Regions from separate parts of the Homo sapiens genome. Here all the other regions are linked to region 4. The links are chromatin loops, found by intact Hi-C in ENCODE. Cell type or tissue: MCF 10A. All regions are shown on one strand. Each heading gives the region's core, and the rest is flanking DNA. Links, peaks and the distances in the headings are about the cores only.

Evidence for each region. Hi-C counts contacts between places; a loop is a spot of excess contacts. Peaks named below come from ENCODE experiments on the same cell type or tissue, not always from the same donor. Only the 100,000 strongest peaks of a DNase experiment are listed, where the experiment ranks them.
Region 1: it touches region 4 in a loop (8-fold over the local background); 80 of 110 quality-filtered maps call a loop at or near these places.
Region 2: it touches region 4 in a loop (8-fold over the local background); 21 of 110 quality-filtered maps call a loop at or near these places.
Region 3: it touches region 4 in a loop (8-fold over the local background); 44 of 110 quality-filtered maps call a loop at or near these places.
Region 5: it touches region 4 in a loop (8-fold over the local background); 43 of 110 quality-filtered maps call a loop at or near these places.
Region 6: a loop joins it to region 4, with 7 times the contacts of the local background. A loop is called at or near these places in 41 of 110 quality-filtered maps.
Region 7: it touches region 4 in a loop (8-fold over the local background); 14 of 110 quality-filtered maps call a loop at or near these places.

Annotation. Positions count from the first base shown.
Region 1 is chr9:116,569,764-116,574,313 of GRCh38, forward strand. The region is part of intron 19 of ASTN2 (astrotactin 2); the gene reads right to left. It overlaps LOC107987014 (a long non-coding RNA gene), which reads left to right. Exons shown (of 3, transcript NR_171890.1): 3 at 1-167. Among named protein-coding and RNA genes, the nearest start is that of ASTN2-AS1, 68 kb to the left of the region's middle. In MCF 10A, for the core only: a CTCF peak has its summit at 2,585 (motif pointing left); a DNase peak (open chromatin) is centred at 2,558.
Region 2 is chr9:115,881,555-115,886,104 of GRCh38, forward strand. No RefSeq gene overlaps it. Among named protein-coding and RNA genes, the nearest start is that of LINC00474, 41 kb to the right of the region's middle. In MCF 10A, for the core only: a CTCF peak has its summit at 2,350 (motif pointing right); a DNase peak (open chromatin) is centred at 2,377.
Region 3 is chr9:116,659,194-116,663,743 of GRCh38, forward strand. The region is part of intron 16 of ASTN2 (astrotactin 2); the gene reads right to left. Among named protein-coding and RNA genes, the nearest start is that of TRIM32, 26 kb to the right of the region's middle. In MCF 10A, for the core only: a CTCF peak has its summit at 2,059 (motif pointing left); a DNase peak (open chromatin) is centred at 2,058.
Region 4 is chr9:116,149,602-116,154,121 of GRCh38, forward strand. It overlaps PAPPA (pappalysin 1), which reads left to right and starts at 4,190. Exons shown (of 22, transcript NM_002581.5): 1 at 4,190-4,520. In MCF 10A, for the core only: a CTCF peak has its summit at 2,968 (motif pointing right); DNase peaks (open chromatin) are centred at 2,690 and 3,990.
Region 5 is chr9:116,498,242-116,502,791 of GRCh38, forward strand. All of the region lies in intron 19 of ASTN2 (astrotactin 2), which reads right to left. Among named protein-coding and RNA genes, the nearest start is that of ASTN2-AS1, 3.8 kb to the right of the region's middle. In MCF 10A, for the core only: no CTCF peak of the experiment used is centred there; DNase peaks (open chromatin) are centred at 2,240 and 3,830.
Region 6 is chr9:115,589,144-115,593,693 of GRCh38, forward strand. No RefSeq gene overlaps it. Among named protein-coding and RNA genes, the nearest start is that of LINC00474, 330 kb to the right of the region's middle. In MCF 10A, for the core only: a CTCF peak has its summit at 2,538 (motif pointing right); DNase peaks (open chromatin) are centred at 1,138 and 2,628.
Region 7 is chr9:115,691,571-115,696,120 of GRCh38, forward strand. No RefSeq gene overlaps it. Among named protein-coding and RNA genes, the nearest start is that of LINC00474, 230 kb to the right of the region's middle. RefSeq lists an enhancer at 1-566. In MCF 10A, for the core only: a CTCF peak has its summit at 2,580 (motif pointing right); DNase peaks (open chromatin) are centred at 331 and 2,641.

The sequences.
Region 1 (4,550 bases), core at 337-4,336, 420 kb after region 4:
AGGGCCTCAGCAGGAACTTTGGGAATCAGCATATTGATACCTAAGTGGAGACCTCTTTCCAGACCCAGAAACTGGAGCATGCAAGGCCTTGGGGAAATGACCAGCAAGTTCATAGCCCAAGGTTTCTCTGACTGGTTGGAGAGTCTAATGTATTCCGTCATGCCGTCTAATTCAGAGTCTCCTTGCTTTGACTGTCTGTCTCCTGCTTCTGTTGGCTCTTGCTCAAGATGTGAAAAGTCATTGGAGATGCTTATTACCATGGGGTGGAAAAGTCAGGGGGCTTTGAAGCAGATTACTCGGTTCGAATCTGGGCTCCCTAACTTTGTTGTCTTGAGCAGGTGGTTTCACGTTTCTAGCCTTGCTTTCTTTATCTGAAGCATGAAGCTGATAATTTCTACTTTCCAAAGTTGTTTTATGAGCTTTAACTGAGATAACTGATATACAGTGCCCAGCACAGTTCATATAGTGGGTTTACAATTAATGTTCATTCTGCCCCTTCTTTCCTTATCAATATAAGAATAACCAAATCCTATATATTTACTTAACCCTTTCTCTCTTATTGTATAAGTTTTAAATTTTATATCTCTATCACCTATTGTTCTACAGGTTTTAACATGAGGGCTTTTAGTCTCTTTTTTTTTTTGAGACAGAATCTCACTCGGTCGCCCCGGCTCCAGGCTGGAGTGCAGTGGCATCATCTCGGCTCACTGCAAGCTCCGCCTCCCAGGTTCATGCCTTTCTCCTGCCTCAGCCTCTCGAGTAGCTGGGACTACCGGCGCCCGCCACCATGCCCGGCTAATTTTTTTTGTATTTTTAGTACAGACGGGGTTTCACCGTGTTAGCCAGGATGGTCTTGATCTCCTGACCTCGTGATCCACCCGCCTTGGCCTCCCAAAGTGCTGGGATTACAGGCGTGAGCCACCGCGCCCGGCTGAGTCTGTTATTTCTATATCCCAGCACCCTGCATTGATCTGGGCCAGGATGGTTGCTTGAGAAAGTGTGCTCATCTGAATCTGTTTCACTCAAAATCCTGTGATTCCAAGTAAGTTTTATTTGTTTAGTTACATAATAAGCAACCTTTGCTGAATCCTGTACCATCCTGACCTGTCCTGTCTTTTCTGGCAGAACAAGCTCTGTTAGGATCACTCACATGTTCTCCTTTTATTTTTTAAAAAAGGTATATTTTTAAAAGGAAGAAGGAGATACATCCTGAGAGTTTTGGTAATTGTTTCTTTGCAACATTTGCTGCCTAGAGAAAGTCAGATATGAACAGTAAGACACTCACAGGTCAGGATTAAATGAGATGGGGAAGATTGGAGCTGATCTCCCTGGAGATGAAATGGAAGCTGCAAGGACTCAGATATGATTCGGTGCCACTGCCCCAGATGAGACTGAGGCACAATCCCTGGCCCCACGCTGGTGGTTTCCTCTCCCTGGGGCACCATCAGCTCCTACTGTAGCCATCAAGTCTATGTGGTTTCCCCAAGGGAGCCACCTGAAATCACCTTGTTCTTTGCTATCATGACCGAGGCAGAGAGGGGAAAGAGACCAAGCTGAGCACTCAATCTGGACTCCAGCCCTCCTTCCCTGGGTCTTCTCACTTTTCTTCTATTCTGTCTCTTTTTCCATCTTTCACAACCCTTTCTCTTTCCCTATTTCTGGCCTCTCCCTCTTTTCTCTTTTAGAAACATTTACTGAATTACAAGTGCTTTTGATCCATGTGGAGTTATGTCCATACGGTGAGTGTGAGTATTTGGTGTGTGCTGTGCTGTGGGTGCTACGTGAGTGGATGCCATCTAATGTGTCTGTGTCTGTTTGTGCTGGGTGGATCCATGTGGCACACGGTATGTATATCTTTACAGTATGCCTGTGGGAAGGTGGCTATGTTTACGCATCTGTGTGCCTGTGCTGTTTATCTATGATACGCCTCTTGAGGCATCTGTCATGTGTTGAGTACAAGCTGTGTGTTGTCTGTGCGTGGCATGCTATCCCCATGGTGTGTAACTTTGTATGTGTTGTGGATCTACTGTATGTGTCTGTGTGCTTCCCGTGTGTGTGTGACCGTGTCTCTTTGTTATCTGCCTTTCGTTGGCTGCACATAGCTTGAATGTCCCTGTTGGGTGATGTGCTCACATGCATGTTTATATGTGTTGGTATCTGTGTGTTGCCTTTGTTTTTGTTTAGCTGGCTGAGGTGACTGCATTGTGTATACCTGTATGGGATGGATTGCATTCATTTGTGAGTCTGCACCCTATATGATTTCTCTAAATCCCCTGGCTGCATGCTGTGTCTGTGTGGGGTATGTTGCATTTGTTGTTTGTAGGTACAACTGCATATTCTGTGTGTTCCCCTGTGTCTCTGCCTCTGTGAAATGTGTCTGTGTGTTTTCCCTGCCAGCTCCTCCTCCCCTTCGGGTGCCCCAGCCTCTCTCCCTGCCTTCTCCTCCCCAGGCTGTGACCACTCTCAGCTGACACCTCCGCTGCTCTGGCAACCCAAGAACAGCCTGGAGAAAGGTCAGCTGGCCGCCTTCCCCAGGGCCTGCCTGGATCCTTGGACCCCAGTGTTGCGTGGTGTGGGAGCGCCCTCTGTTGGCTGTATGGGCCATGAACACCACTGGAAACAGACTTCCTCTTTCCCTTGCTGCTCACCCCTGAGACTTCCAGCCTTCTTAATAAGGGACTTTAGGAGAGGAATGGGTAGGGTCGCCTATAATTTGCCGTTGAAAGCGAGATGTTTTGGAGAATGAAAGAGGGTGTGAATAAGTGCACTGAGATACTGAGTATTCGGCAGATGCGTCTTAAGCAGATGGTGAGGAAGGCTTCCCTGACCGCCTACTTGGGTCTCAGCCCCATGGGCATAAGCCAACAAAATGTGTGCTAGCCCTCACTGGTGAAAGGGTCAGCTATTCCCAATTTATGTTTGAGGAAGTCAGAATCTCAAATCTATGCTTACCCAATGACTTCACGCTTTCCCTTGGGAATAATTTCCCAAGACCCCAATTTCCCCTTTGCAGCAGGGACCCAAGGTGGAGACCCAAGGGTTCCAGTTCCAGAAAGAGGGAGGACTGAAATGTTTCTAGGGGATTTAACAGAAAGAGGTCAAAGGCACTCTTGTGAGAAGAAAGGGAATAGTTATAGAGGTACCCAGGACTTGTAATGCCCCAGGTGCGTGACTCTGACAGCCTCAAGAGGAAGAGAAAGGTGCTGTGTGCACACATGTGGGTACATGCGTGCACACATGTGGGTACATGCACACACACACACACACACACATATATACACACACACACATCAGGAGGCAGAACATCCAACAGCCTGCATGGCTAATATCGTGGGGTTTGAGAATATACACATTTACTATTTCCTGCGTTATAGAAGAAACACAACCAAAGGCACCATTTTATGCAAAAACATGAGTTTTCATTGCATTCCTTGTGCTGGTGATTAAAGAAGAGGCTCTGATAAGCAATGGCTATTCTTTAACTCAGGATGACAGCTCCAGGTGAACCAAAAGACCACTTGGCCCAATTGGTCGAAAGTGTGTTCTTCAGAACATTACCTCCCATGAGACATTAATAGTTATTTGAAGGTGTGGCCAAATAAATTTGAAAAATACAGGATTAAATAAAGTTAAACAGATTTTTTTTCTCATGGGATATCTCAGAGCCTTTAATATGATAATGTCTTATGAATTTCTAAGAAAGGAGGAGACTGTACTCAGCATTTCACAAAAGATATGAATAATGGATTTTTTTTCCAGAATGTTATGGGACAAAATTCTAAATTTACACATGGGCAAAGCAAGACCCCAAGTAGCATAATTCAGTTATTATTAAATAACTATTTACTACAAGAATCATGTTTTTTGTTTGTTTGCTTTTGCTTTTGTGTGTTTGTTTTAGTTAATCTCTTTGGATCTTGTACTAACCTACACAGGTAGGTACTATGTTATCATGTTAAATGACAGATGAGAAGAGAGACTCAGAGAAGTGAAGTGGTTTGTCCCAAGTTATGGCATTGGTCAGTGACAGCAACACTCAATACCAGGCACCTCTCTATAAACCATATACAACTTCCACTTTGCCAACTCCTGTGAGTATGATTTTATAGAAAGTATAAAATGTGGCAGTTGTCCCCAAAGCCATACGTTGTACTTAGAATTGTTTTTAAAATCATATAAAAAAGAGAAACATGGTATAAAAAATGTGGACAAGAAGTGGCATTGTACATCCAAGGTGAGAGGACTGAGTGAGACCTGGGAGAATCGGGGAAAACTTCCCAGGGGAAGTGAATTTTAGCTATGCTTTGAAGGATAGAGGAAGCTTAGTTAGATCAAAGGTCAGCAACTTTTAAATATGAAGTAGCTGGTAGTAAATATTTTCTGCCTTGTGAGCCACACAGTCTCTGTTGCAAGTGCTTGACATTGCCATGTAGTGTGAAAACAGCCATAGATAATATGTAAATAAAAGGACATGGCTGTGTTCCAATAAAACTTTATCTACAAAACAGACAGCCAGCCCATGGGTCCTAACTTGCCAAGCCTTAAGTAAG
Region 2 (4,550 bases), core at 348-4,347, 270 kb before region 4:
TTTTTAATCGGCCTGTTTTTAATTTTTAAAAATGTCTCCTTGTCCTTAATGAAAAAGGTACTTTGTTTCAGAGCTCACACTTTAGCACAGTGGTTCTCAATTTGGGCTGCACATTAGAATCTCCTGGGGAGCTTTTAAAAACTACAAATGCCCAAGTCAATTAAAGCCTATGTGTGAGACCAAAGTTATTAAAGATACAGCACTCGCATGCATCTAAATTAATAGGCTGCTGCTTAGCCAATCAGAATGGAAGGTTCAGTTTTACAGGGACACAGAAGTTTTCTCTCTCTTTTTTTTTTTTTTTTTTGAAACAGAGTCTCGCTCTGTCGCCAGGCTGGAGTGCAGTGGCTGGATCTTGGCTCACTGCAAGCTCTGCCTTCTGGGTTCTAGCGATTTTCTGCCTCAGCCTCCCAAATAGCTGGGACCACAAGCATACACCAGAACACCCAGCCAATTTTTGTATTTTTAGTAGAGACTGGGTATCACCATGTTGGCCACGATGGTTTCAATCTCCTTACCTCGTGATCCAACCACCTTGGCCTCCCAAAGTGCTGGGATTACAGGCGTGAGCCACCGTGCCCGGCCGGGACACAGAAGTTTTCAACGTTTACTCTAAGCCTCCCATAGATGGGAAAGTTGAAGCTCAGAGAGATTCATGAGCTTGCCCAGAACCATACAACTTGAAGCAGAATTCAGGTCTCCTGAAATTTAGGTCATAATATTTCCTGTGGTAGTATAACATTAGTCTGAGTTGCTCATAAGCTGCCCAGAGAAAACAACAGAGTTTGGGACAACAATGTCTTAATAAAATAATCTAGATGGAGGCTAGCAGTGAAGTTAGCCTCTGTAATGGCCTGCACTCTGATTACCAACACACAAAACCTTGGATTTGACATAAACCAAGAACCATGTAATCACATGTCCACCAGTGAGGTCAAGCAGACAACTGAGCTGCATAGGATAGCACAGAGAAATAAGAACCAGGATGAAATGGAGAGTCGTGTCCACCCAAAATCTTTAAACTTCCAATCTGTAACAGATTTCAGAGTAAACGAATCAAATTGTTGAACTGAATTCCCTTATAGGCTGCTGGTTTGCAACCTTTGACTTCAATGTCAATTGATATACTACAAATTTCAGTCCTAGATTTAGGAGGAACTTCACAGTATGATGTGATCCGGCATTTTGCCTTTAGTCTAACTTTGTATCATCTCCATTCTAGATCTAAGGAAACCAGAGGCTGAAGATGTGGAGTACAGGTACAATGTCTCATGACAAGTGGGTAAGAACTAGAAGAGAAGTCTTTGAATTCCCTGCTTCATGCTCTTTTGGGTGTTGGAAGAGCATGAAACCTGAAGTTGGAAAGAGATTCAAAATAATAGTGACACCACTTCCTAGCTGGGAGACTGGGGCCAAGTTACATTTGCCTTAGCAAGCCTTGGCTTTTTCCACTATGAAATTTAAAATAATAAAAGTAGTGACTTCATAATGTTGTAGGGGGTTAAATAAAACAACACATGTTAAATTTGTTTAGCCCAGTGCCAAGTGCAGCATGAGGATTTCTGAGCTGATGCTTTGTCATTGTTGTTTTGTTGTGCCTTGTTGCTTCCTGTTTCAAAGTAATGCATTCTTAGAGTTCCTGATTTTTTAAGGACCAGCTAATTTCAAATTGGCTCTCTCTCCCCCAGCAAGCCTAGTGTCTCTGCCACCAGAGTGCAAACACACTTGAGTTCACCATATTGAGAGCTCCACATGCAGTGTGTTCTAATTGGCAGTATGGTGTTTGGAACTAGGGCATCACAGTTTTAGGGCTGACTGGTATGTACCTGAGGTCAGGGACCTGGTACACAGCCACACCAAGATATGACAACCCCTTTTTGTAATGTATTCATGAGAAAACATATAGTTATATGAAGAAAGTAAAGGGAATCAGAAGCTTGAATATCTTCAGACCTCCTGGACCCTGGAAATGACTTACTTTTCCCATGGCCTGAGTGAGAGGAGTTTGGTCTGGAAAGTTGGCTTATCTTCGTTCCATCTCTGTCTCCAGTGTCTTGCCCCAGCCTGGTCCCATCTGTCATCATCTAGCAGACTTAAGGAGAGACATGTGAGTGTGGAGTGATGGGGATGGACACATTTTGCAAGACTCCAGGAAGCCCCAAACTGTGTTACTAGAGTTCACTCTTGGTGATTCTATGCAGGATGAGGCTTCCAAGGGTTATGGGATGTGGACTTGAAAGGAAACTCCTGTTTCCCATTTAGTGCATCCAGCCTCAGGGGTGGGAAGAATAAAGGGACATCTTCTGATGTGGGCTGCTGTGTTGCACACTCTTCCCTGTCCTTGGTGCGGTCCGTGTTGATAACCACAAGGTGGCATCGCAGATTAAAGTGAAATGCCACAAACTTGCTTCCCTGTTCCCAGGTGAGGCTGTGATATTCATTCCACACCTGGGAGTTAAGAGGATATTTATCACAATCTGTTCATTTTACAGATGATGATATTGAGGCCAGGAACAAGGCATAACCTGCCTGAGCGAGTTGTGGTATAGAACATAAATCACCCAAGTACTAATCAGAAAGGGAAATGCATTACCCATTATTAAGCACCCAGGTAATGGAACTTGCCCCTCAATTTAACAAAGTGTGAAATATGTCAATGTGTATTTTAAAGAATTATCAGTATAAGAAATTCAAATATATCCACCATGAGGGCAGGGATTGTGCCTATTTTGCTTGCCATGTAGAAGATCCTGGAGGTTTTTTGTCTGTTTGTTTGTTTTGTTTTTGGAGGATTGGTTTATTTTTCCTAACTTGCATAGATTTAGATTTTTCAGCTCTATATTAGAAGTTAATGGGGGCACAAACTACTTTCCCCCTTATCTCTCACTCACTCAATTAACAAGAAGCCAACAAATTTGGGGGCTGGGTTGTGCCCTTACTAGGACCCTGGCCCAATTTTTGGTACTCAGGGGATGACAAAGGGACACTGAGGACCCTGCCCTGCTCTTATATGTCCACTGTGAACTCACACATTGACTTTCAAGATTATAGAGGTGGAACAGGGATGTTTGGGCTGCCTTAACCCTTACCTTAACTCTCACTCTCCGGCTCCTCCACAGAAATCAGGGTCCAGCTTAGTTTCTGACTCTAGGAGAAGTCAAGTGGTCTCTGAAGTCCATTGGTAGCATCCAGACCTCTGGATGAGCTTCCTGACATCGCTCTGCTGCAATACTAATACACAAGGGTTCCTTCTCATTCCAGGTTTGTCACTCTCTGAGGTGCCTTAAAAAAAGTTACTTTTCTTTGGGCCTCAGTTTCCCGGTGTTTCTCAAAGCCAAACATCCTAATTTTCTAGATCATCTAATATCCTCCTGTCATGAAGTTTGTTAGCAATTGAATTGCCTCTCCTACTGCTTCTGCTTCTGTTCAGATTCCTTTATAGCAAAACGTTGGCTGTGCAATGAGGAGTCCCTAATGACTGAATGTGGAATGTTTATTCTTTGGAAAGCTCTGAGGTTGGGACTTCAGGGAAAAAGAAATGCCATCATACTGTTTTAGAAAAATGCTCTCCCATCAGAGGAAGAGTCAATGATTCTCAGTAGGAAAAGTTAAAAAAAAAAAAAAAACAAATCATGTGCCCAGATGAAACTTAGTTTTGTTTTGTATTTTAATGCTCAAATAAGCCAAGTGACCTCACTTGGGACACTGAATTTCTTAGAGTGATATTCAAGAGTAGATAGATTTTCTGATCCCAAATTTGAAAATTCCCACGGGTAAAAATCTCCACAGCAAGTAAAATCACCAATGTTGGGGAGGGGAATAAAATTAAATCATTATAGGTGTGGGTATTTTTTAAAGTGATACATACTAATCGTACCTATTTATGGAGTGCTTGTGATATATTCACACAATGTGTAATCACTGAAGCAGGGTATTTAGGATATCCATCACCTCTACCATTTATTATTCATTTGTTCTGGGAACATTTTAAATCTTCTTTTCTACCCATTTGAAATATATAATATATTGTTGTTAACTATAGTCACCCAACTGTGCTGTCAAACCCTGGAATGTATTTCTTCTATCTGCCTGTATGTCTGTACCCACTGACCAACATCTCTGCATCTTACTCTACTCTTCCCAGTCTCTGGTACCTATCATTCTACTATCTACCTCCATAAGATCAATTTCTTTGGCTCCCACATGTTAATAAGAACATGCCATATTTGTCTTTCTCTGCTTGGCTTATTTCACTTAACATAATGTCCTCCCGTTTCATCCATGTCGCTGCAAATGATGTGATTTCATTCTTTTTATGGCTGAGTCATATTTCATTGTGTGTATTTAACACATTTTCTTTATTCATTCATCTGCTGATGGACACTTAGGTTGTTTCCTTATCTTTGCTACTGTGAACGGTGCTGCAGTGAAAATGGGAGTACAGATATCACTTCGATATACTGGTTTTCTTTACTTTGTATAAATAACCAGTAGTGAAATTGCTGGGTCATATAGTAGTTCTATTTTTAATTTTTTGAGGAACCTCCATA
Region 3 (4,550 bases), core at 289-4,288, 510 kb after region 4:
TAATATAATAATTAAATGAATATATTTCTCTCCAAATATACCATAAGTTTCATGAGAACAAGGACCATGGCCATTTTTAATGAACATTTGCATTCCAAGCACAGAGTTCACTGTTTGATATCATGTAGACAGTCTGCAGGTAAATATATGAACAAATGAATAAATGAATGCATAAATCTGACTCCTGTCCCACTAGTGTAATGCTTATCAGACTTCAGACCAACTATCCCAATTTATCACCACAGCCCCAAAGACAGTTGGTCTTTGTTTTATTTTATTAATGTACACTTGATAGATCAGAGAAGTAAAGTAACGTGACCAAAGTCACACAGCTAGCAACTAGTCTAGCTGTTTCTACCCAGTTTTTCTGCTCTTTCCACTGTCCATATTTCCTCTCTGAAAAACTTTCAGCACCAGTTTTCACTCCTACAGGATGAGTCATATCCGTTCCAAATATTTGTATCTTCCCATTACCTCCCACCCCCAGGTAATGCCCCCAATCTCCTCCACCCATTTCCATGGGCTAATAGGGTCTCCTGGGTGGAAAGCATTCTAAAGGTCACCTGGTCAGAAATCCCATCTAATTTTTCATTTACCACCAAATAATCCTCCAATTTATTCTTGGACATTTCTAAAGATGTGGAAATCAGTACCTTTCTAGGCCTCAAGTTCCATTGTGGAAAGGCTCTATTAAACTTAGACTAACTTCTCATCCAGGAACCACACTTCTCATCCTAAGCATCAGACCCAAGCCCAGAGTTATGTACTTTATGCTATTAGATGTCTTATCTACAGTACTCACGCCTGGACTCTAGTTGGGGTGTGGGGTCATACTACAATTAAACAATTAACTAACTAGGTAGATGAAATTCCTATCCCAGGAACCATAGGGCATTGTTGGGTGGCTTCTGAGAAGGTATATATGTATGAGTATGTGTATGTTGTGATGTATGTGTTGTGTTCATATTGCAAGCGCACACACACACACACACACACACACACACACACACATTTGGGGAATGGAAAGAAAAGCAACAGTGGAGATTCCAAAAATAAGAAGACAGAATTATAAAACTGCCAAACCCTAGGACAACTGATTTCCTAACCTAAGTGAATTTGCAAGCTCTTCCCCTAAATGTATAAGTAATAAGCACAATTACAGAGGGGCAGCTATAGCACAGTGTTTTGCTTGAGTTTAAATTCCATCTTTTTTGTTTTCTAGCTGGGTGACCTTGGAACAAGACCTTAACCTCTCTAAGCCTCCATTTCCTCATCTGTAAAATGCTAATAATTTTAGTACCTAAATATTGGATTATTTGGAGGATAAATGAGAATCAGAACTTAATGAAAAATATCCAATGCTAGCGTGTCAAGAGCATCATCAGAGGTCATTTGTTCCAGCCCCTGGCATTCATCCTAGCATTATTCAATTCTTGTACATGTCTGAATCTGTAAATCTTCCCTTGAAACCTGCCTGATGCTTTAACTGTCAAAAATTTCCCCTTAAATTACCTGTCTTCTACCTACAAGAAGACAGTAGACCAGGGTAGAATTGAATGCGTAAGTCCAAAACTGTTGAGTCAGACTACCTGATTTCAAATCTTAATCAAGTCACTTCACCTCTCCAACCTTAGTTTGTTCATTTGTAAAATGGGGATACTAACTCCTCATCCAACTCCTCTAGGAATAAAACAAAAGATGTTGTGCTAGCACATTTTCACCTATGATCTCTCACAGTTCTCCACCATCCTACAAAGTAGGGATTGTTGCCCCCTTTTACAAATGAGAGAACTGAGGCACAGAGTGATAAAGTATAACTTGCAAGAGGACACCTGTCTTCAAGTGAAAGCAGTTAAATTTCTGAGGCAGGTCATACTCTCTGTGGGAAAGGGACCCCTGGACACTGCCCAGTAGCCTAGTACTGGCCAGTGTCTTGGCCAGAATCAGGAATCAGTCGGCATTGAAGGGTAACATTTACTTCTTCCTCCTGGGACAAGGCAGGTTGTGGCCAGTAACAGGAGGCTGAAAAAAAAAGGTCATATGTGATCTCCTGCTGCCCTCTAGTGCCTACTTAAGATGATTGCTCTGGGGAAATCTCTGTTCTGATCCTTTCTTGGCAAAGAAGGATCATTGTGTGCAAAGCAACTTCCACTGAGGGAAGCCAGGGAAACAGTAAAAGCTAGCTATGATACAAGGAAGCTTAGTGCGATGAGTAAAAGAATTCTGAAAGAGCATTTGCTGAGAAGGCCTATTCAGTGCCAGGTTTACAGCTAGGCACAAGGGGGGAAAATATGAATAACAATTTGTTTCAATCCTTGTGGTACTCAAGTGTAGAGACCTGATGGGACGTATTGGCTGGGAAGGAAAAAACAGAGATGGAGAAGGAGACGCTTAAGATATGGCAGAGAGAAAAGATAATTGATGGAGCAGGATCTTAAAGAAGACAGTAAGAGAAAAAATTCCAAGGTGGTAATGGAATGGATGCGGTCTGAACTTCATATACATCTGGATGTGAAATTCAGTTGGTCAAAACTAGGCATGCAACCAGGCCCTCTTTGTATAGTTACACAAGTTGAGCTCTGTAAAAAGGTGACTCACTCATAGGTGGGAATTGAACAATGAGAACACTTGGACACAGGAAGGGGAACATCACACACCGGGGCCTGTTGTGGGGTGCGGGGAGGGGAGAGGGATAAAATTAGGAAATATACCTAATGTAAATGATGAGTTAATGGGTGCAGCACACCAACATGGCACATGTATACATATGTAACAAACCTGCACATTGTGTACATGTACCCTAGAACTTAAATTAAAAAAAAAAAGAAAAAAATATATATATATAAAAGGTGACAAGGCAAAAGGGTGGATGGGGACTAAATCCACCCTCAGCTTCACGTGCCATGCCTGTGCTCCTGCAATTGAGTACAAGTAGAGGAGCTCCTCTTCCTAATTCATATAAGAGGTAACTTACAGGCTAGCCACAGCCCTGCATGTGACCATAGACAAGCTTCTTCCTCATAGTAGTCTCTGCTTTTTATGTATAAAATAGGCGAATATCACCGACAATATAAAGTTGTTGAGATTTAAGATAACGGGCTGGGTGCAGTGGCTCATGCCTGTAATTCCAACACTTTGGGAGGCTAAGGTGGGCGGATCACCTGAGGTCAGGAGTTCAAGACCAGCCTGGCCAATATGGTGAAACCCTGTCTCCACTAAAAATACAAAAGTTAGCTGGGTGTGGTGGTGGGCACCTGTAATCCCAGATACTCGGGAGGCTGAGGCAGGAGAATCACTTCAACCTGGGAGGCAGAGTTTGCAGTAAGCAGAGATTGCACCATTGCACTCCAGCCTGGGCAACGAAAGTGAGACTCCATCTCAAAAAAATAAAAAAATAATGTAGGGTCATGCCAGACACTTAATAGCCACCCAAAACATGCCAGTTCTTGTTATTATTACTATTATTAGTATTATTCTAACAACATAGTCTTATTTTTAATGCAGTTTTGCTTTTAAGATGGTGATAGGAAAAGTGCTTGGTAAAGGGAGAAGACAGAAAAGAAAATCATATTTCCCAATCTTCTATTCTTTGCCAAACACAAGACATTGTGGATCTCATGGAATCCTCACAACAGTGCCTTGGACAAGTAATGTCGTAATTTTTTACAACTGTAATATACAGCTGAAAAAACAGAGTTTCCGAGAAGTGACAGACTGCAGTCGAAGGTCATTAGGCATTCAAAGACTGACTCCAAAGCCCCTTTTCTGTCCAAAGGAGCTGAGATGGATCATTAATAGGAGAACGCCTTCTCTTTCTTGGGATCAAGTTCTTTTACTTTCTTGAAAACTGTGTTTAAAACTTACTCCTCAAGAACGGATTCCAAGATTAGTTCCTTCCCAATTCCTTCCTCCTCCTTCCAATCACTTCTCAGGCTAGGGGTCAAAGAGGAAATGCTCAGAAAAGATTATTCTTGGACAAGGCTTACGGAATTGGAGGCCTCTGAGATGCTAATGACCTGCTTTAGATAAAGACTCCCAGATTGTCCCACTTGAACATATTTGAAGCAGGAGAGCAGACCAACAAGGTATACCAGCCCACCTTGGGGCCAGTAGGAGGCCACTTTGGGGCCAGGGGGAGGTTGCCAGTTTCAAACATCCAGGAGGGTATGAACATCAGCTGGAGTCATCTAGGAACCATTAGTCAGTTAAGGGAACCATTAGAAAACACTCTCTTACTGTTTTCCTGGGGGTTCACAGTCTTGCTTTCACATTTCTAACTATTTTTAACAAAATGTTAAAAATACTCATGTTAAAAGACAACCTTTAAACATGTTACCAGGCATTACTTTTGGAAAACATGTTCAAGATTGAGTTACTTCTCCGTTAGCTCCCCTCTGCGGTGTAACTCTGCTGCTAGGGGCAGGGAGAAGGATCAATGAGCCCACTCAACAAAATATAAAAGGGCTGAAACTCATAGAGATTTCCTGTCTTATATTGAGGCAATCAGTAAAATTAATATTAACTGTAGCTGCAGTTTTACAGGCACATAT
Region 4 (4,520 bases), core at 487-4,486:
TTCTACTCCAAAGCCTACATTCTTTTTAGTGACCTTCACTTGAGCAACTGATGAACTATATCTGTCAGGGTGTTCACAGATGCATCATCTGGGAAAACTGAGGCAGAGAAAACAAAGAAATTAAATTAATTGTTTATTAAGAAACTAATAGAATCATAGCACCATGATTGGTACCACAGGAGAAAATAAAGAAGCTATACAACATATATAAATATATACACTTAAATTCAACAGGGGTTGTGGACAAACATCTTTATGCACAGCGCTGAGCTAGGCAGTTGGGAAAGAACAAATATGAATGCAACAGTCTCTGACCCAAATGGAAAAAAGAAGCATGCCAATATATAATTTGCCTGAGAGTTTGCTTTGAGGGTGTGCCGATAGAAATTCAGAAGCAGTTCTACAAGGGCCCAGAGGAGGGAGCCCTTCAGGCTGCTCGGGGAGGGGTGCAGTCAGTTGAAGATTCTCTGAGCAGGTGACAGAACTGGCCCTTGAAGATTCTTGCCTTTAAAGGTCTTCACCCTTCAAGGATTCTAATCTTGGAGGAAAGATATAAGCAGGACACTACACTAAGAACAATGGGAGATCCTATCTCAGTGAGTTCCAGATTCTGTGAGACAGACGATGCTTGCTTTAGGAATTCTAAGACGAGAATTATCCATCTGGCTTGACATAAGAAGTACATAGGGCTCTGGCTCCAGAGAAAAGCTGAGAAAAAAAGCTCAAAGGGCCATTAAAAATTAGATCTGTGGAAATGAAAAGAGGGTACTTATATATTGAGCACCTACTATGTCATGCAACACACTAATCTAATCCTCATGACAACTCCATGGTAAGGTCACAGAGACTCAGAGAAATTAAGCAACTTGCTGAGAGTCATAGGAACCCAGGTCAGGGTGACTCTGAGATGTACTTTTAACCACCCTCACCCACATTCAAATCAGTCTCAATCTTTAGGGCTCTACTTTGATGTTACTTTTCTAACTTCCAGTAGAATCTTATGTCCTTTCTGGAAAAACGCTTTTAGTAATTACCAAACAAAATGAACACTGAAGGAGTATATCATAAGAGCGAAGAAACAGAGTCAAAGTACCTTTTAGGAAAAAATCCTCAGGAACTTAAGGGAGTCCCTGGGGAGGAGGGCTGGAAGGAAGGAAACTAACTGAATATTGGATGACTAGATGGGAATTGTTGCCTTACTCCGATAATTAGAGGCTACATTATATTTCAAATCTGGAAGTGATCTTAAGAATATTTGATTCCAGTTTTTTCATTTTACATTAGAACAGAATGAGATCTAAAGATCCTACACAAAGCAGAATAAGATCCTGAGTCACCTGACATTGAAACGATTGCTCTTCTACTAAAAATGATTAAAAGAGAGGGAACACATCCATAAAAGATCAAGTATTGTAGTAAAAAAGGGATAGCAGTACATGATACATTTTATATATATATATATATATGTGTGTGTGTATATATATATATATATATATATATATATATATATGAAGGTCTTTTATATATACATATATATATGAATGTCAGTCATAGATCAAGGGTTAGGGTGGGTCATGAACCAAGAATTAAATTTCATCTAATTTTATGCACTCAATTAAAAACAAGCAAATACATACATACATATATGCATAAAGAGTTAGAATGGCTTCCAAGACAGATGGAAACAAATAGTAAATGTATGTTCAATGAATGGATGAGTGAAATGTCTTGCCAAATGATCCCAGTGCATTTGAGGACGGAGATCAAGGAGTTCAAGGACCCATAAGACATGAACTTCGTTGTCCCTTCGTTTTCCTGCCTCCTACAGGAGAGAAATAACTTGGCCTCCTCAATTCTTGTTTGTCTTTAAGAACCTGAGGAGCACTTTGTCTTTGACAACAACAATAGAACAAATGGTATTCGTATATCATTTTTATTGTTTACAAAAGATTATACCCCAGAGCATATCTTGTCCTCAAAATAAATTTGCCAAGTAGATATTCCCATTTTAAAGGTAAGGAAGTGGAAGGGAAGAGAAATGAAGTGTCTTACTCAAGGCCAGTGAACTGATATGTGTTGGAGGGAGTAGGAAATGAGAAGTAAAAATCTTGTGCTCCCACTGCTGGTCTGAGAATTGAATAATTCCCAGTTGTCTAGGAATATTCAAAATTATTGTATACAATGACTTAAAATCCCCCTGGAAGACATGCAGTTTCTAAATGCCTAATTGCCACAACTGAAGTAAATCAGTAGTCATGGTCCAACCTCTATTGGAGAGGAAGGGGGATTTTGAATGATACAATTTATGTTGTTCAACATAGCTCTCTTTTTATCCAATGGCAACCTTTTACAGATGACTTGGAGTTGCAAAAAGTCAAAGATTTGCTTAGGCAAATTCTTTATTCATGACATTGTGCACCCAAGATTTTCTTTCCTCCAGCCAGTCTCTGGAAACACATTTAGGGTATTGTGCTATTTTCATTTTATGACTACAGAAACAGAGTTCAAACGTTCTTAGTCTAAGACTATTCAGCAACTTCTTTCTAAACTAGGAAGGTATGAATCTGAGATCTCCCATTTTCAGAAAGCTTCCATAATCTTTGCATATATCGCATTCCAGCTTTCATAGAGGGGATGTCTGAGTCATTTGCTCATCCGACAAATCGTCATACTTTTGCCAACAAACATTCTTCCTTGGTTTTCTCTCTTCCTGAAGCGTGTAGCAATGTTCCTAGCTCTCAAGAAAGATCTGGAGCAGCTCGGAAGATAAGAGCAATTGAAGAAGAAAGTTACAATTTAGTGGAGTTAATTTTATCGCAGACTTTCAGCACGCTATTCACATGCAAACTTCACACAGAATATTTTTATCACTACCTTATTGGAATAGATTGGTAATTAATAGCTTGTAATCCACCATTGCTAACATGTTTTGACTTATTAAACACTTGGACAAAATAAAAGAAGATCTGTTTTGCCATAAGGGGGAGCTTTTGAGTTCTATAAAGAGGGGGAAAAAAGAAGAAAAAAATATATTACATGTATGTCCCAGTTCAAAAACAGACCTACAAAGCAGCAAATGGTCAGATCCTTACCTGTGACTTTAACAATTTCAGAGGACCTGAATTGCTTAAGTTGAAAACATTAGGCAAATTAATATTTTTCTCTCATTTTCTTCTTATAAAATTAAAATAATTTCTAATGACCAACAGAGTATTTTAAAGAGTATTCGGGGAAATTCAGAGACCCAGTTGTACTAGGACTACAGCTTCTGAAAGGCAGATGTCCTGGACAGTGCCTTTCTTCTATTTTCTTCTGATGATTCCATAAGAACTTTGGAAACATTTGGGTTAGCTGAAGCCAGCCTTATCTGGGGGCTCAGAAAAGAGGGGAATGGTTCATCATCGTACAACTTTAAGGAAATTCTGAGAGGGAAAAGGACAGGGAAAAGAAGAGGGAAAGAGGTAAAGGGAGAGGAAGCGGGAAGAAGAGTAAGGGAGAGAGTGAGAAAAAGAGAAAGAGAGGGAGAGGGAGGGAGGGAGAGACAGAGAGAGAGAATTAAAAAAAAAAATCTAAGAATCAAGTTTCAAGACTCTTTATGTGCTACAGAAAAGGATGAGGTTTACCAGCAAAGTGCAAAGGGGATCCTAAGAGAAGAGACAGATTTTTCTCCTGCCATCAGAAATAATAATAATAAGTGGGGGGAGTGAGGGAGGGAAAAAAAGCAAGCAAAACAAAACAAAAACAGGAATGTGTGTTTTGAGCAGGAATGAGAGCTGGGAGGACCGTAAGGGGGTGTGTACAGAATTTCATTAAATTGTTACTTTAAGATTGTCTCCTTAAAAAAAAAAAAAAAAAAAGAGAGAGAGAGAGAGAGAGAAAAGGAGGGGGTGGTGGAGAAGCGGGAGCGAAGGAAAGGAGGCAAAAGGCAAAGTGAAGGAAAGCTGGATAGCTCGGCCTCTCCAAACTGATTGATTAGTCATGATCCCCGCAGTTTTAACAGGGACTCATTCAATTGGGAAGGTGGAGCGCTGGGGAGCAGATTAGCATACGCTTGTTTACTCATCTTCTGAGGGATTTTTTCCCCCTCTTTCCTTTCATTTTGAGAAGAAGGAGGGAGGGGAGGGGGGACTTGGGGGGGGAGAAGGGGGCTGTGGCTTGTGTTATAAAGGACGCAAAAAATAAATAAATTAGAGCATCTTTTGGGGGGAGGGAATTCAGCGGATCAGTCTTAAGAGGAGCTTTTTTTTGGAGCGAGAAATCATATAAAATAAAATGAAATAAAACAAGGAGGAAGGCAACCAGCTGTTAGGGGAAAAATAAGGCAGATAAAGGAGCGGGGAGAGAAATTAATTGCCAACCAGGAGGAGTTGGGCTGTATTTTTCAAAGGTGGGGAGAGTGGAGCACACACCTTGAGGAGGAAAGCGAGAAAGAAAAGAAAAAAGCAAGTGGAAAGGGGGGCTCGCCCAAGAAGGGTGAAGAAGCGAAGAAAGTCGAGGCGCCGAGGCTCCCAAAGCTGGCA
Region 5 (4,550 bases), core at 152-4,151, 350 kb after region 4:
TTAATTGCTCTGTCTCTGTGAACTTCAGTCTCCTTGTCTCTAAAATAAGGATATCAGGGCCAGGCACAGTGAGTGTCCCATGCCTGTAATCCCAGTTCTTGGGGAAGCTAAGGCAGGAGGATCACTTGAGGCCAGGAGGTCAAGATCAGCTTGGACAGCATAGCAAGACCCCATCTCTAAAAAAAAACAAAAAACAAAAAACAAAAAACAGCCAGGTGTGGTGGCATGTGTCTGTAGCCCTAGCTATATGAGAGGCTGAAGTGGAAGGATCACTTAAGCCCAGGAGATCAAGGTTGCAGTGAGCTGTGACTGTGCCACTGCACTCCAGCCTGGGCAATAGAGTGAGACCCTACCTCAAAAAAAAAAAAGGAGGATGTCAGTATCTACTCTACAAGAAAGTGAAGAAGAGTACATTAAATCCATTAAAGGATTTATAATCTGCAAAACATGATGTATATGTCAGTAGATGTTGCTAAGGAAAATTCACACAGTGCCAGGTAAGGTAATAAAAATGCCAGGTCAGTACTTCTGATACATATGCCAATGTTCAGCTCCAAGGACATAGCAGGGCACAAAAAATGTGATAGTGAAGGATCTTTAATAACCTGGAAACATAGCCATCTTAAACAAAGCAGAATTTGAATGCCAATACACTAACTCACTTCACACACGAAGAAAAAAGTTGGGGTATGAGGATGCTATGCTGCAGGAAAATGTATTCCTGAGATTAGAGCTTCCATAACTCTTCCCTAGTTCTCTAAAGAGCTGGCTGCTTCTGTTCCATCATCTCAGCTGAAGTTCCATCCCTTTAGAATCCTCTGCACCACCCCGACTAATGCAAATCCAAACTGCCCACTCTCAGTTATGCCCCACCAGAGAACTCTTGATTTTATTCCAAGCACTAGTGATAATTTGTAGTTACTGTGTTTGTCACTTTATTTACCTCTTTATTTGCTTTTTATTACTAAAATATTAATTCATGAGTTTAGAAGCCTTGTCCATGTTGTTCATGATTTCCCCAGTGTCTAGCAGAGTGTGGGGGGCACAGTAGCTATTCATTAAAGGTCGATTGAATGAATCAAGGCAGGGATGATGCCGGAGAGGTACTCATGACTCAGTCAAGGTTTTGTAAACACGTGTGGACAACTAATGTTCATCCCTTAAGTTTTTGCTCATACCCAATGTCTTTCAAAAAGCTCTTCTTGGTCACTCTTTGCCTTCACCTGGCAAAGTTTAGGGCCCCTCAACTGAGTTCCCACAGCTCCCTGTGTCCCTCTCTATTATAGTCCATAACTCATTGTCCTGTAATTACATATGTAGTTGTCTTCCTCCCCTCATGCACTGGGAGGATTATGGTAAGGTACCTGGCCTGTCTTAGTCACCACCTGAGCCCTAGTGCCTAGGCTTATGCAGAACAAGTGAGTCAATGAATAAGCATGGCTTCCTTTACCTGCTGGAAGAAAGCCCATGGGGTGGAAGATTGGGGGGATGCTAGGACCTCATTATGCATCAACCTTGGAGTTGTGTTGGAAACAGCAATCCCATGAGGCCACTGGGTCTTATGTAAAAGAGTACTGAGTAGAGATTCAGGGGACTGGTCAGTGCCCCTACCTTCTTATGAGATTCTGTACGAATAAGTTCATCTCCTCATCCACCAAAGCACAGGACCATAATAAAAAGAATGCTCATCAAGTTCTCCACCAGCCTTTACCTGATTCAGTCTTGCAACCCACCTAACTCCTGTTTATTTTCCTCTATATTTCTCTATCACTTTATCTATCTGCCAGACACCACACCCCAGGAAATCTCCCTAATTGATATGATTGCTTATTGATGCCTGACGAACCCTGGAGTTTCTGCCCAGCCTCACCCTTTGCTACAGCACCTCAGCCACCCACACTGGTTACCCATTAACCCTTTGACTCTACTATCCCTGTGCAGTGAGGATTGCTCTTCTCTTTCCACTGCCCTCTCCTTTTGTAAAACCCTTTTTAGTTTACAATGTATGCCTCCACCACCTCATTAAATTTAAGCTTCACAAGTGCATGATGAGGTGGGCACAGCACAATGGAAGTGAAAATTTCCATTTAGGGGAAGGTGAATCTCCGGAAAGGAATGTGGGTAGCTGAAGAGGTACTGGAACCAGATCACACATTTCTAACCCCTGATCCCGTGCTGCTGTAGCTATAGCTTGTGCTCTTGTCTTCTCATCCAGGCTGTGAGCTGAGCCATGACTAATACAGGCTTACAGCCACCCCCTGCAGTGGCTAACAAGGAACCCACCCTTACTGTGTCCCTCCAAACATGTTAGGCAATTCAATTCACTAACATGCTGATATCAAATCTCCTTTGAGAGGGAAAAGCAGCAGAACAGACAATATTGTGCTCAGCCCTGGGTTTGAATTCTGGCTTTGCTAAATGATTCTAAGCAAGTGACGTCATCTTTTTAAGCCTCATTTTCCACATCTGTAAAATGAATGTGAAAATATCTATCTCTAGGGAATCAATGAACTCAAATAAGAATTAATTTAGATAGTGTATGGGAAGCACCTAGCACATTGCCTTGCGTATGGTAAATAATAAACAGCAGCTTTGCTATTATCACTGTTATTTTAAAAAATACCAATTCATGAAACACTTTGTGTGGTGTAAGCAGAAAGGAAAAACTCAACAAACTAGGGAAAGTGAATTATCCTCATGTATTTAGCACTTTTTGATCCTCCCAAACCAGAACTGCACAAACTATGTGTCCCAAGATTAAAAACAGCTGAATGCCCAAACTTCCCTCCCTTTTCTAAATATACACCTCAAAGCCTGCCATTAACTAATAGCTGGGATATCTTCAGTAGATAAGGGAGACTATTTGTCTTTCTTCTTCTCCCCTAGGGTGGGAGAAGAACCCAAGCTCCAAACCCAAGTCTGACCAGGACTCCCCAAAGGCAATCTCTGGGAACCCAAAAGCACCAGTGGGGTGTTTGGTTTTTTGTTCTTGCGATAGTTTACTGAGAATGATGATTTCCAATTTCATCCATGTCCCTACAAAGGACATGAACTCATCCTTTTTTATGCCTGCATAGTATTCCATGGTGTATATGTGCCACATTTTCTTAATCCAGTCTATCATTGTTGGACATTTGGGTTGGTTCCAAGTCTTTGCTATGGTGAATAGTGCCGCAATAAACATACGTGTGCATGTGTCTTTATAGCAGCATGATTTATAGTCCTTTGGGTATATACCCAGTAATGGGATGGCTGGGTCAAATGGTATTTCTAGTTCTAGATCCCTGAGGAATCGCCACACTGACTTCCAGAATGGTTGAACTAGTTTACAGTCCCACCAACAGTGTAAAAGTGTTCCTATTTCTCCACATCCTCTCCAGCACCTGTTGTCATAGGTGGGAATTGAACAATGAGAACACATGGACACAGGAAGGGGAACATCACACTCTGGGGACTGTTGTGGGGTGGGGGCAGGGGGGAGGGATAGCACTGGGAGATATACCTAATGCTAGATGATGAGTTAGTGGGTGCAGCGCACCAGCACGTCACATGTATCCATATGTAACTAACCTGCACATTGTGCACGCGTACCCTAAAACTTAAAGTATAATAATAAAAAAAAAAAACAGCACCAGTGGGATTGAATGAGGTCCTGAGCCCATCCCATTCCCCAAACTCAGTTCTCCTCCATACTCGCACTTGCACACACACACAAAAAGCATATCCCCCTCCCCACTCCATCCCTGGAGGCAACAAGCCTCCAGAAGGGTGGGGAGAAGGCCCAAGCAAAGATGAGTCAGGTTTTCTGGTCATGCAAGCAACACCATTTAACCAGGCTGAGGTGAATCATTGAGAAGGAGGTGGGACCTGGGAGGTGGCAGAGAGAGGTAGATTTCCAAATGTGTGTGTGTGTGTGTATGTGTATGCATGCATGTATGTGAGAGAGAGAGACAGAGAGACAGGGACAGAGAGGCAGAGAGACATAGAGACACACAGAGAGAGACAGAGAGAGACACACACAAAAAACAAACACAGAGAGGAGACACACAACACACAGACACAAAGACACACACTCACACACAGAGAGAGGAGAGAGAGAGAGAAATAGAGAAAGAGACCAAGAGAGAACTACAGCCAGAAAATACTCAGAAAGACTGAAGCAGAAACTGAGAGCCACAGTGAGAGACAGAGGAGAAATGGAGAGAGAAAGAGAGAGACATAGATAAGAACACATAGGGCCAAAGACAGAGAACCAGAAATAAAAATGCAGAAAAAAGACAATCAGAGAGAAGTGGATAGAAGGTCAGAGACCTAGAAAGACAGATAGAAATAGAGAGACATAGACAGGAGTTGGTGAGGAGAGAGAGAGAGAAACAGAGAAAATCGGGGTCAGAAAGACCAAGACCAAGGCAAACAAGAAAAACAGAAGGAAGAAAGGAAAGAAGGAAGGAAGGAAGGAAGGAAGGAAGGAAGGAAGGAAGGAAGGAAGGAATGAATGAATGAATGAGGGAAGGAAGGAGAGAAGGAAGGAAGGAAGATGGAAGGAAAGA
Region 6 (4,550 bases), core at 338-4,337, 560 kb before region 4:
CAAGGAAGGCATTCCCAAAGGTCCACTTCAATTGTGGCATAGGAGTGTAATGGATAGGAGAGAACGTCTGAGTTTGCAGCCAAGAGCCACTGAAAACAATGAGTGCCCAAAGAAGTATTGTTCAGAGAACAAAATCAGGGCTTATCCATGAACTTTCTCTCTTCTCCATAGAGGACCTTCACAATGTCTCCCCAGCGAGATTTCAAACTTGCATTAGTCCAGTAACTGCTGTGTGTCTCCTATTTACCTCTTTTCTGAATAGTTACCCAGAACCTGAGAACTCATGTTGTGAACTGATGGAGAAAACTATGCATCAGTGAAGTATCTTGGACCTTGAGCTAGATGAGGTGACTTAGTGGGACTTTGGCTTATTTCTCCTGGGAACAAGCTGAGTGTATTCTATGTATGGGAAGAATAGTAAAATGGATATTCAGTAACCAGAGCTGAGGACTGAAGTAGAAACAATGTGACGTGTTGCCTAAAACATGCTACATGGTTCCTTTTTCTTCTGGAGACAGCTAGACTATGTTTCTCAACTCTCATTGCAATGAACAGACCAAAGAAATATGAGTGGAAGTTATAAATGCTACTTCCAAGTCTGGCTTCTAAAATCTCCTGTGTGATACTTCACATGCTCTTTTTCTCATCCTCTGCAGCTGAATGAAATGAATATAGAGGAGAACTGAAAGGCCATGGAGGATCTGAGCCACTACATGGAAAGAGCAAGGGTCCATGAATGACAGCTTGAAACAGGGTCCCTCTCTGCTGCCAACCTGCATGGATGGAGACATGAATAAGAAATAAGCACTACTGAGTCAAGACAGAGAGATCTGAAGGTTGATTGTTATAGCAGTTGGACTTCCCTATTATCTAATATACTGTGCTATCTTCCAATGCTTAGCTAGTAAGGGGGGCTCTAGGGATACCAGTTAAAGAACTCTGGAATGCATCCCTTGCAAGTCTGAGATATGAAAGGCCACAATTAGGTCATGTTAAGAAATCTAAAGCTGACTGTAGACTGAAGTCTGGCTTCAGTAAATATGAAAGAGAAAAGAAGAGCTGACTAACTGCTTTGAATTAGAGCCAGGAGAGACTGTTGCATTGCTACTGACCTGCAGTTAGAAAGTTCATCAGGGCAAGGAGCCAGTGATTGTTTCCCAGGGAACATGTGTGGGCCAATGATACAGAGCTCACTGGAGTCTTGGTTGGTTTTGTCCAGTAGGTCTGCCTGGAGGGAGAAGGAAAACTTACAAAAGGAGACTGGGGGTATACTTGTGTGTGAAGGCCCAGATAATGAGGACAGATCCCCAGAGACCTCCTAGAATAGCTAGAAAAGCCTGGGGTCAAAGAAGCTGCAGGGGAGGAGTGTCCAACATGAAACCTCTGAGGAGTTCAGGGAAACACCCCAAGAGAAAGGAAGTCAGCTTTAATCTTCGGCAGGGCCTAGAGAGTGAGAAGTCAATCAGGAATAATAAATGACCCATCTCCTTGTCCCCTGTACCCTTTGAACCAGAGGGGAGCAAAACAGAAGCTAGCTAATGAAAGATGTGTTATAGAATTCAGGGTAACTGAGGTTATGCTGCAGAAGCAAATAACAAAAAGATCTCGAGGACTTCTTGTTTAAGTTCTTTTTTTCTTCACATACATTTATTTTCTGTTCACACTACAGTATGTTATCAGTTAGCATGGGTCTCTGTTCAGCATAGTTCAGGCAGGCACACAGGCCAATAGAGGTTCTGTCTTGATACATATTTCCAAAAGACATTGTCATTGCATAAGCACAGCATTGGAACACTGTGTGACTGTCCTATGGACCTCAACTGTCCCATTTTTAACCACTGTGTGACTGTCCTGTGGACCTCAACTGTCCCATTTTTAAAATGGGAATTCATGAAATGAGGCAGAAAAAAGGAACAACACATATCGACATTTCTCAATTTTTTAAAAAGAAATTATGTGTGTGTTCATCTATCCCAGATTAGAGTTTTTTTTTTTTTTTTTTTTTTTTTTTTGAGACGGAGTCTCGCTCCTGTCGCCCAGGCTGGAGTGCAGTGGCGCGATCTCCGCTCACTGCAAGCTCCGCCTCCCGGGTTCACGCCATTCTCCTGCCTCAGCCTCCTGAGTAGCTGGGACTACAGGCAGCAGCCACCTCGCCCGGCTAATTTTTTGTATTTTTAGTAGAGACGGGGTTTCACCGTATTAGCCAGGAAGGTCTCGATCTCCTGACCTCGTGATCCGCCCACCTCGGCCTCCCAAAGAGCTGGGATTACAGGCATGAGCCACCGCACCCGGCCAGAATATTTTAATTAATTTTTTTCCTCTAACATATTTCACAAAACACACTTTTGCAAAGACCAGAATACAAGCACACCTCTGTATTTTATGTCGTTGCTGTTGTTGCCATCATACTCCTCTGAGAGTGTATGGAGGTCCACACCCAACTTTCTTGGTAAAACAGCATCCTATTTTTATCTGTTGGATTTTCAATTCTAAGATTCAAATCCAAGCATCTTCTTGCTTGTAGGCAAAGTGACCACTAGAGGGAAGCAACTGCCAGGCAGAGCAATTTCTTCACGCCATGGGTAATTTGATCCCTGTGTGTCATACTCCAAGGGTTTGGACAGAATACCTAGTTCTAACAGGAAGTTAGTAGTCACGGAGCCTGGCTACTGCCAAGCTCTTTCACTGACTTTGATCAAACCACACTTGGGGCTGCGTGCAGTGGTTTATATCTGTAATCCTAGCACTTAGGAAGGCCTAGGTGGGAGGATTGCTTTAGATCAGGAGTTTGAGACCAGCCTGGGCAAAATAGGGAGACGTTATCTCTACAAAAAAGTAAAATAGGCATGGAGGTGCACAACTGTGGCCCTAGCTACTAAGGAGGATGAAGTGGGAGGATCGCTTGAACCCAGAAGTTAAAGGTTGCAGTGAGCTATGATTGTGCCACTGCACTCTAGTCTGGGCAACAGAGCAAGAACCTGTATCTAATAAATAAATAATAAACAAACAAACAAACCACATTTGGGCTCTGTGTCCCTGGGTCTTTATAGACACAAAGTATAGCCTTGGGAAACATGAGTGGCCTTTATTTATTTTTGTGAAACTCTCCCAGTAATTCTTTTTATAAGGCTCTTCCGTCACCTCTTTTAAGACTAACTGGAGCGGTAACCCCTCCTTAGGCTCAGAGATGACATTCTCTCCATTCAGCCAGCTTGTCCTCTGCCCTCATGGGACACATCGCTCTTCTTGAGCTGATGGGAGTCTGAGAAACAATCTTATACACCAAAGATAACCCTCCATTCCTCTATGGGCAGAAAAACAGATCGCAATTAGATGAGCCAGGGACCTTAATAAATGCAGATGTCCATTTAAATAAACCAGCAACTCTTGGGATGTAAACAGAAACAGAAACATACTTCATAATTAGAGATGAATGATGAGCAAATGAGTCAGTAGAGGATGGATTAAAGCAATAGTCTATAGCAATAATCAGAAAGTCAGAGCCCAAATCTCAGATCTCTCAGTAATTGTTAATTTTTGTTAGATTATTTAGTGTTTCTGAGTTTCAGCTTCTACATCTGTACAAAGAATCTGATGATACTTATTTGTGTGCATGCACAAAGCTAGGTACATTGTAGCATTCAAATGTTCATCTTAAGAAACAAAATGAAGGGTGAAGAAAAAGAGCAAACTTTGTGCATCTAATACCTGGTACAGTGGAGTCAACTAGTGCTTTGGGGCATATCACACTGGTGGTCTAATTCCAGCTCTGCCATCTACTGGCTGTGTGACCTTGGACTTGTCACTGACCCATATTCAACCTCAGTTTCTTATTTGGAAACCTAAAGTATTAATGGCTGCTTGATATCCAAAGGAGACAGATGATAGGCATCAAGTCAGTAGCTACCAAGGATTATTATTTTCCACATAAGGTACTTTTCTAAATTCATCCTGATTAATACTATAATATAATCTCATCATCAACCCTCTAAAGCAGGAATTATTATCCCCATTTCACAGGCCAAGAAACTGAGAGATTTAAAACTAGACAGTGTCTGGACTGTTTCTGTGGTCTAATTGTTTCATCATGCCTTAACTGAAGTAGAAGACCTGTTGACCCATGCTGACTACTAGAGCTCCTGGCTAAGGTTTCCTTTGCTTTCCTTTGTTTGTTTGTTTGTTTTTGAGATAGGGTCTCACTCTGTCACCTTAGCTAATGTGAAGTATCGCAATCACAGCTCACTACAGCCTTGAATTCCTGGGCTCTAATGGTCCTCTTGCCTTAGCCTCTAGAATAGCTGCTACAATGCAGGTACATGCCACCATACATGGCTAATTTTTTATTTTTTGTAGAGACTGGAGTCTTGCCATGTTGCCCAGGCTGGTATCAAATTCATGGCCTCGAGCTATCCTCCTGCACTAGCCTTCCATAGCCCTGAAATTACAGGTGTGGGCCCCCATGACCAGCCTAAGGTTCTCTCTGATAAGTGCTATTTCCTCCGCAGCCTTCCCAAAGCTTTGGGGGGTACACACTTTCTTTGCCTACCGTT
Region 7 (4,550 bases), core at 255-4,254, 460 kb before region 4:
CTATTTCAGGACTTTATGTTATTAGATAACAGACTTTCCTTATTGTTTAAGCCAATTGAATCAGGGTTTTCTGTTATTTGTAACTAACAACACAGTAACAAATACAGCAAATTTAGACACAGACCAACTACCTATGTTGCTGTCACATGCAGACATGCAGAAGGATAATCTAACTTTTAATTCTTTTTTCTTTTTCAGAAATTAGAATTTGAAACAACGGAAAGAGAGAAATTTTAGGTTAGTAGCTAAATCCCCAAGGATACTAATTAGAGAAAGATGTTGGAATTGCCTTAATGAGTCACTGCCAACGCAAGTCCTAAGGAAGCAAAGACTGTGAGTAAGCAAAGGTAGCCAGCTGCTGGGAAGAGGACAATAGAGGAAAAGGTCAGAGGGACTTTAAAAGACTGACTGTGGGCTCCCTGAGGGAAGGAGGGATGGAGAGAGTATCGGGTCCTATAGAATACCTTAATTGTTTTTATGACTTCTCTTTTCCATATCCAGTTCACATGTACTCCTTTCTGTGCATTAAATTGAGTTTCTATTGGCTTCTTTGTAACAAAAAGAACTGAACAGAAACACATATCTATTGGACAAAGAGCAATAAAATGATATAATAACTGTATCTGAGGGTTTTTTCATTTTAAAGAATAAAACAAAACAAAAATCAAACAAAAAAAACCATCTATCTGATGTTGCTCCACTCCCAACAGCATCACTAACCGGTATGTACCCAGCTTCAGCTAAATATCCCTAAAACACCTCTTACTTTCCAAGGCAAAGTCTCCCACTGTTGAGTCGTGTTGACTGATAAAAAGTTCCCTCTGGGGTAAAAAAATGAAATTAGTTTTACCTATCCTGGGGTCACCTCCAAATACATATGCCTGTAATGTATTTCAATTAGAATACATTACACACTCCCTGTCACCTTCACTAGGAGAAAATCAGCAAAGTCAACCAGCATTTTTAGTTGTCACAACTAAAAGGTACTCCTAGCATCTGGTAGGCGGAGGCCAGGGATGCTGCTAAACATCCTACAATGGACAGGACAGCCTCTCACAACAAAGAATTTCCAGCCCAAAATGTCAACTTTGCCAAAGTAGAAAAGCCCTGTACTAAAGGAGACCTTCCATATAATAGACGGAACCCCCTCTTAGAAGAGAGGCCTTAGAAATGCTATGGTTTTGGAGCTTTTCTATTGAGCCCCTCATATTTTCCATCAACAGCAAGGCCCAGGTATTAATTATATGGTCTTATTCTGTGACCTGGTTTGTCATTCCTGAAATAGCTAAAAGTAAAACAGATGTCATTTCAATATCAAGAAGCAGTGGAACAGAAAGTGCCAAGGAGCAGGTGTATCAGATACTCAGAGGTGGTAAAGTCATGGCTGTCCATGCTTTGGAGCTAGGGCATCTACAATGCAAAGGAAGATTTTAAATGTGAATTTTGTGTTCTGGTCTATGAGTAGATGATTCACGACACTAGTTTGAAAATGCCTGAGTAATAACTTGACTTTGTTTCTGCACTGGACATCTGTTGTTTTTGTTCACTGGCATCACTTCCCTTTTCTTTTTTTCTTTCTTTTTTTTTTTCTTTTTTTTTTTTTTTTTTTTTTTTGAGACACAGTCTTGCTCTGTCCCCCAGGCTGGAGTGCAATGGCATGATCTCGGCTCACTGCAACCTCCACCTCCCAGGTTCTAGCGATTCTCCTGCCTCAGCCTCCTGAGTAGCTGGGAATGCATGCGCATGCCACCACGTCTGGCCAATTTTATTTTAACTAGAGACAGGGTTTCATCATGTTGGCCAAGCTGGTCTCGAACTCCCGACCTCAGGTGATTCCTCTGCCTCAGCCTCCCAAAGTGCTGGGATTACAGGCATGAGCCACCATTCCCGGCTCCCTTCCCTTTTCTTATGGGAACAGCATTGAATTTTCCTTTGAGAAAATACCTCTCCCTATAGGGGTAGTTCCTACAAAGTTTCGATGGAATTATGTCAGAGGCTCTTATACTTTCACACCATGGCTTGGCAAGTATCTCAATCTAGGCCAATCAGTCTTTGTTTCCTTAGGATATACATCTTGAGTGAAGTAATGCGTGAATGGGAAACATTTAAAGCTGATTCATGTGAATTGGGATAGTTCCTGAACAGAATGCCTACGGTTCTTTCTATCTAGATTCTCAATTGTCTCTTGCCTGTGACTCAATTGTTCAATGACCTCTCAATTCTGTAAGTTGTTTGTACTTACTTTCATTGTTTCTTCTCCTCAGGTAAATTCAGACTCTTTTTGGTTTCTTACACTAAAAAATTATCAACTTTTACAACCATAGAATTAGGCACTGGAAAGGGAGACTACATTTGGGTTCTCATTGTGTCCCTGCTCTTAATTGGTTATTATGGTGGGAGGAAATCACTTTTCCTCTTCTGGCCTATCTCCCCATCCATGAAAGAAGAGTGATGGACCAGGTCATTCTTAAAGGCCCTTCTAGTTCCAAGGTCATAAATTTCTAGTAAATACCAGACCTTCTTTAACTAGAAAAGGTAAATTAAACTTTCAACACAACCAGGAGGTGGTGCTCCAGTACCATGATGACACATCACTAACGGTGTCCAAGCAGTATTGCCCCTGTTGGGGCTAAGGGATTCCAAGAATCCTACAAGGTCTTTCCACACTGTCTGGTTGATTGAGCAAATTTTCTTCTATTGTGAAACACATTTTTATGTGTGGCTAATGTGGGAAGTCTTTGCAGGACCTCTATAGAGATGGATAAGCCTTCTTCCTCAAATGATTTCCTGTTGGTCAGTGTGGGAATATTATTCCTCGATATTTGGTAAGTCACAGTGATGTTGCGTGGAGATAAGTGGTGATATTGTGCATGTGGGAAGATAACTAGAGTGAGATGAGCAGCTACAAACATCAGGGGCTTTGCATTCTGGCACCAACAGTGCCATGTATTTGATGTGTAACTTTGGGAAATAATCCTGGATTTTGTTTCAGTCACTTCCTTTAAAAAAGATTACATTGCATGAAATCAGTGGTTCCCAAATTTATATTTTCCCAATGATAAACAGTGGAAAAATATTTTATTAAATAAAGTCATACATGAAATTCTCATATAAAGTACTTCTCAAAACTCTTTATAAGGGACAGAAACTCAATTCAAACAAGCTTAAAAGTAAAATAGGAAATTTATTACCTAAAATAACCAGGAAATCTAAGTGGAAGAACCATGTCAGACATGGCTGGGTGAGGAATTGAAAGCTGTCATCAGAGATCCACATCTCCATTTCCTATGTACCTATATCTACTTGGCTTTCTTCTCAGTGCGCTCTCAATGTGTGGCAGCAACATGGTTCTAGGAGAAGAGAAAGAAATAAAAAAGCTGTCTTCCTCATCTCTGCTTTCTTCCTTGGTAGGTTATCCCTCAGGTGCCTCCATAGAACATCTAAGTCATAAGGAACAGAACCTGAAAACTATGGGACAAGAAGATCTATAACATTTCTTGCAGCTCTGAGGAACTAGATCTCTAAGTTGTGAAAAAGGTGACACAGTTCTGTCTCCATTCTTTGTCAGGTTAATGCATTTTCCCATCTCTATAGAGGTCCAGCAAAGACTTCCCACATTAGTCACACACAAAGATATGTTTCACAATAGAAGAAGAAATTATCTACAGATAAATGGGAAAATGCAAGTTTGGGGAAATGCATTAAACTTGTATTTTCCTCATTATCTGTGGGCTAGCTATTTATTTAGAAAACAAAATGACAATTTGTCATCTTTGCTTGACTATTTCCTCATTCTCCAAAATATCTGTAACCTCATTTACATCATACAATCTCTTTGTACATGGTAGGAAACCCAAAGATAAGTTTCTCTACTATTCCAATGACACAATTGAGGAGCAGATAATCAAATAATCCAGTTACCAAAAGATAAGTATAAAATATTGTATCTACAAGAGCCCAGTGAAATCACCTTGCCCAACTCAATCATTTTTCACTTAAACAGATAGATCCAAAGGGGGAACTTTTGTTCTCAATACCATGTAATAATTTAGTCCCCAAGCAGGAATTGGAAGCCAAGATTGCTGCTTCCAAACTCCTTATTTCATCTAATTGTTGTTTCAGTGTAACTAGCAATGTCTTTCTCAATAACACAATTCTGATCATATCACTTTTTCCATCAATTATTTCTATGATTTTCCATTTTTAGTAAATGGTATGAACAACTTAGCATGACAATCAAGACCTTTTTTGATGCAGGCTCTAGCCTACTTGCCCAGCCTCATCCCTACCACTCCTTGCTCTTCCCATCATGTTTCAGCACAACTGACTCTTCTTGGCATCCCTTATATGTTTTGCTAGTTTTAGCTTCTAATCTTTGCTCAAAAAATCCCTATGTCTAGAATACTACCCCTTTCCCTCTTTTGTCTCATGATTTCTCCTTCTCTAAGATTCATTTCATGGGTTACTCTTTTCGAAGAATCCTGTGATACATCCTCTTCCCCCAAAGTGGTTTTCCCATGGGATCTCATGATTATTCCTATGGTTACTCT